Linked DNA regions of Mus musculus: region 2 is linked to region 1. A link is a loop called in an ENCODE intact Hi-C map of the cell type or tissue named here. Cell type or tissue: heart. All regions are shown on one strand.

Evidence for each region. A loop is a pair of places that touch in the nucleus more often than their neighbours do. Peaks named below come from ENCODE experiments on the same cell type or tissue, not always from the same donor. Only the 100,000 strongest peaks of a DNase experiment are listed, where the experiment ranks them.
Region 2: a loop joins it to region 1, with 2.4 times the contacts of the local background. A loop is called at or near these places in 3 of 42 quality-filtered maps.

Annotation. Positions count from the first base shown.
Region 1 is chr2:144,004,371-144,006,870 of GRCm38, reverse strand. The region is part of intron 1 of Rrbp1 (ribosome binding protein 1); the gene reads left to right. Among named protein-coding and RNA genes, the nearest start is that of Rrbp1, 5.6 kb to the left of the region's middle. In heart, a CTCF peak has its summit at 1,541; a DNase peak (open chromatin) is centred at 1,550.
Region 2 is chr2:143,866,486-143,868,985 of GRCm38, reverse strand. All of the region lies in intron 2 of Gm33648 (a long non-coding RNA gene), which reads right to left. It also overlaps a transcript of Bfsp1 not described here. Among named protein-coding and RNA genes, the nearest start is that of Gm33648, 4.4 kb to the right of the region's middle. In heart, a CTCF peak has its summit at 1,492 (motif pointing left); a DNase peak (open chromatin) is centred at 1,465; H3K4me3 peaks cover 349 bases; H3K27ac peaks cover 668 bases.

The sequences.
Region 1 (2,500 bases):
CAGCCCAGTGTAGTGGAGTTTTCCTCTCTGTCTGTTGCAGTGTATTTCCTGACAGTGGCCGCTTGTAGATTTTGTTATACTCCATACAGCTTTGAAAGCTCACTGGAACTTGGGAAGGGTTTTTGAAATCTTTGTTGTAATCATATGTCAGTGCTCAGTAGAGTGACAGAAAGCCCAGGGTTAAAGGAAACCTCCATGGGCGACTAGTTAATGTCTTGCTGGTCAGAGAGAAGGCCCGCTGAGACTGTGCTGGAAGTCTGTAGCTCTTTACAGTGGTAACAGGCATAAGTTGAACTAAATGACCTTCTTGAACCCACACCTTTAATTCTGTACCCTAAGCTTAGACAGGCTTTGAGCAGATAAGGCCTATGTTAGTTTATGTATAGACTCCAAACCCGTATAACTAAGAAAACCAACCTTTCAAAAATGGAGGATTTTTTTTCATTAAAATTTAGGTTTTTAAGGCTTTTACAAGAATAGCGAGGATTTGGTCTGATTTCTTCGTTGTGTTTGTAAGTCTGTGGTCCTTCAGCAGCAACAGCTCTACCCTGGTGTATGTTGTGTGCCTGGTAGTCCTGACGATCTGTGGAGCTGTAGTAAGGAGCAGCCCTGGGTTGGGGTTCGGATCCTAGGAACAAGGAGTAGGACCTTTCCTCCTCAGGCTTCAGTGTCCCTTTCTTGTAACGTGGAAGCATCTTTCAGGCTGTGGGCCCTAGTTTATCTGTACTCATTGCTCTCTCCTTGCAAATCCCATCAGTTCAGCTATCTAAGGGAGAACTTGGCCCTTCTCACGCTCTCTGCTAGTTCTACTCTATCCCTCTGTCACTGTTACCTTGAGGCTGTTTAACATTAGTCTTTGAGATGGTCTCGCAGTTAGTTCTGACATCACCCCTGTCTTCTAGACTGTTCCTCTGTGTCCGGTCCTTGGTCTGCCTTGCCAGTCACCTCCTGGGCCCCATTATCGTTATGCCCCACTCCTCCCTTCCCTTCTCTCCTGCCACACCGGCCACCTCTGTAGGTCAGACTTGTGTTTGCAGCAGGGCTTTGGGATGTGTTGCTTTTACCTGGGGAGCTTTTCCCAGATAGACATGAAGTTGCTTCCTGCCCTGCTTCAGATATGTTGATCATCTTGTTTAAAGTTGACAGAGACCCTTCCATCCTGTCCAACCTGTGCAGAGCTCTCTCCTCATTCCTACCACTTGTTATGTGTCCTGTACTTGACCTGCCTGTCATTGTCTCCACTGGAGCACAAACTCTGTCAATACAGGACCATTATCTGATTCATTTTCCCAGGTATCCTAGGGTCTAGAACAGTTATGGCACCTAGTAGCAGTCCATGCTTGCTGGGCTAATGGAGAGGCTTTTCCCGTGCAAGTCTATAATCATTTAGCTCAAAGTAGTCTGGATTCCTGGAGTATCAAATATAAATACAAAACCATCCCAGAGCCAAATGGGAGTGAGTTTTGGATTACCTCCAGTCCGCCTGCAGTTGAGAAATTGACAAGAACGTTGAGTGGTTGTTAGGTTTCTTCAGCCCTTTGCTGCCCTCAGAGGCCAGAGGTGTAAATGATGCCTGGGACAGGGCTGTGGGCTTGAATCCTGGCTCTGTCCTGGGCTTCAGTCTTCTGTAGAAGAGTTTCATAGCCTTGGACTGAGCATGTGTCTTCATTGTTGCTCTGGTCCCAGGAGGAGTGTTAACAAGGATCACCCACACTTCCCAGGATACAGCGGGGCCTGGGTCAGGCCTGCAGAGGAACTAACTAATCTGTCTAGGAAACAAAACATTATTTTTAGTTTGAATAATGTGGTGGCTTTTTCTAAAAAGCTTTGGATTTTGTGCTTGGAGAATAGAAGTGTGCTGCAACAGTAGCAGGGAGAACTGCTGTCTTGTAGCTAGCATGGTGTTTTCCCTTCTCTCAGTCAGACTTTGTGTCAGGCTAAGGAGTGAGATGAGTTGATGAGACTGCATTCTTGTCTCCCCTCATGGCAGTGTCTCCTGAGGAACTTAGAATGGAAAGTAGCTGAGGTGAAGGAAATGGCTGAGGCAGGGTGATCTGGTTGGTAAGGTCAGATTCCAGACCATCTCCGTCTTTTCTCTCCCACTCTCCTACTGTTGACAAAGAAATGGCAAGTGTGTCCTGAAGTCCCAGTCTTTTGTGGTGGGAACATCTGAGTGACTCATTTTATATAGAAGGGTAAAAGATCCTTGTCCATACCCATGGTTTCTGGAACTTCTGATTCAGTGCTTAAAAATACAGTTCAGCTGTATAGAAACTAACTTTGTTTTCCATGAAGACTGCTCTTGAATAGGAATTAGTTGTAGCTTTATTTCTGTTGGCTGTTATTTCCTGTAGTTAATGTTTATACTGTAGTTTGAAAAGTCACTTCATAGTCATCACAGTGATTGAGAAAAGGAAGGAGAGGAAGGATAAATGAACTTTTAAACCCTTTAATGAAAAGTCTTACTAGTGACCTGTGGAGGAACTTCTCTAAGGTCCAC
Region 2 (2,500 bases), 140 kb after region 1:
AGGAGGAGGAGGAGGAGGAGGAGGAGGAGGAGGAGGAGGAGGAGAAGGAGAAGAAGAAGAGGAGCAATTTGCTTTACAGTTACTTAGGGATGTGGCCCCTGGCCAGTTTATTAAGCTCCAGTGGATGGTTCCTCATCCATATTATATAAGCAGCATTGATAGACTTGATGCATTATTTGTTTATAGAAGGAGGAGGAGGAGGAAGAGGAGGAGGAGGGGAAAAGGAGGAGAGGAGGAAGAGAGGAGGAGGAGGAAAGAGAGCTGGAGAGATGGCTCAGTGGGTAAGAACACTTGTAGTTTTTACAGAGGACCTGGGTTCAGTTCCCAGCACCCACATAACTCCAATTCCAGGGGATCTGACACCTTCTTTTGATTTCCATGAGCATGAAATATGTACATGGGGCACATACAAACATATACACATACATACATACATGCATGCATGCATACATACATACATACATACATACAGGTAAAACACCCACACAATAAAATAAAATAAATAAATATTTTAAAAGGTAAAAAGAAGACATAAGTTGGGAGGGAGTCTTGGAAGGGACCTGGGAGGAGGTGAAGGAGGTGTGAGGGTTACATAAAATCAAAATACATTGTCTATATATATATATATATATATATACATATATATGAAATTCTCAAATAATATATATGCATATATGTATAATTATACATCTATTTGTTATCATCACAATTTTCCTGAAGTTCTTGGGATCTGAGGTTGTAATTTTGTCTTTTGTTATAATGTTAAACTTACAGAAAACTTGAGGGAAGAAGTGAGGGGCTCCCTCTGTACCCCTGACCAAACCCATCATCTCTTTACACGTTGGCTGACTTGCCTTGTTAGTCTATGAATCTATTTGTATGTGTCTAAACTCCATCCCTACCTTTTTATTCCCAACCCAGTGTGTTTCCAAAGGACAGCTTTCACATGTCCTAAATACAGTGATCAAGATAAGGAGTTTTAAATCTGCTTTGATATAATTCGCTAGTCCACATTCCACATTCAAATTTCAGCAACGGTTGCAGTAACACTCTCACTCTCTCCAGTATTTCTTGTTTTCAGCATCGTGCGTTCCAAGAGGCCAACTGTCCTCACGTAAATCTGGGTCATCTGATCCTCCAGTTGGTCAAAGAGAATAGGAGACATAGCATCATACTGATCGCTTTGTACTGCTTGACTCTCAAGTTTCACTTTCCAGAAGCTTCTTGGAGTCAACTGTGCATGTACAGTTGGAGTGACTTCTGAGTGTGATGTCACCCTTCATATTAACTTACCACTCCCAGGACACTGAGCATGCATTGCTGTAAGTCCTTAGACTTGGGGCCTGGTTGGACCACGGGCTACATTAAGCAGGGATCTTAAAGCCAAGAGTCTTCTAGTCTTTCCAGGCTTTCCCGGGCAGGCAGTCTTGCCTTCCGAAGTGGTACAATCTGCCAGGAAGGCTTCAAGCACTGCAGCTGGGCATATGCCTGCTGCCCTCTGGTGGCAGACAGCTATATGTGGTGGGAAAGGATGAGAGCAAGCGTCACAGGCCAGGCAGTTTAAACATCAGACTTCTCCTGGCCTAGGGGCTGGCCATCTGACATCGAGGCGTCATAGGGGCTCTCTGGTTGTCTTCTTCCCCTGTGTGCCTGTGTTCTAATCTCCTCCCAAAAGGACACCAGCCATGAGAAGGCACGCCCTATTATCAGTTATTCCTAATTGCCTTGTTAAAGGTCCCATCTCCAAGTGAAATGGCATTCATGTGAGGTGTACGGGGTGTGAGTGGGCTGGGGGAGGTACAATTTAGCCCATAGCAAGCAAGAAGGACATGTGAGTTTTTTTTTTTTTTTTTATTAAATCAATCATTAAAAAACAAAACCGTTGGAGAGATGGCTTAGTGGGTAAGAGCACTGACTGTTCTTCCGAAGGTCCTGAGTTCAAATCCCAGCAACCTCATAGTGGCTCACAACCATCTGTAATGAGATCTGACGCCCTCTTCTGGTGTGTCTGAAGACAGCTACAGTGTACTTATATAATAATAAATAAATCTTAAAAAAAAAAAAAAGGCTGGTGAGATGGCTCAGTGGGTAAGAGCACCCGACTGCTCTTCCGAAGGTCTAAAGTTCAAATCCCAGCAACCACATGGTGGCTCACAACCATCTGTAACAAGATCTGACGCCCTGAAGACAGCTACAATGTACTTACATATAATAAATAAATAAACCTTAAAAAAAATGAGATTACAAAAAAACAAAACCAAAAACCTTGGTTAATAACATTCTTTAAAGTGTTCAACATCATTAGCAGGCAGAGAAATGCAAATTAAAACTGCCTTGAGATGCCACCCTATTCAAGGTATAATGGTATTATTACCAAGAAATCAAACTTAGACGTTAGGGAGCACCACCCCTCTCCATCTGTTAATAGGATGTTTCTTACTTGGGATTTTTGGGATGCTATCTCACAATTACACTGAGGTCATACCTGAGTTACACAAGC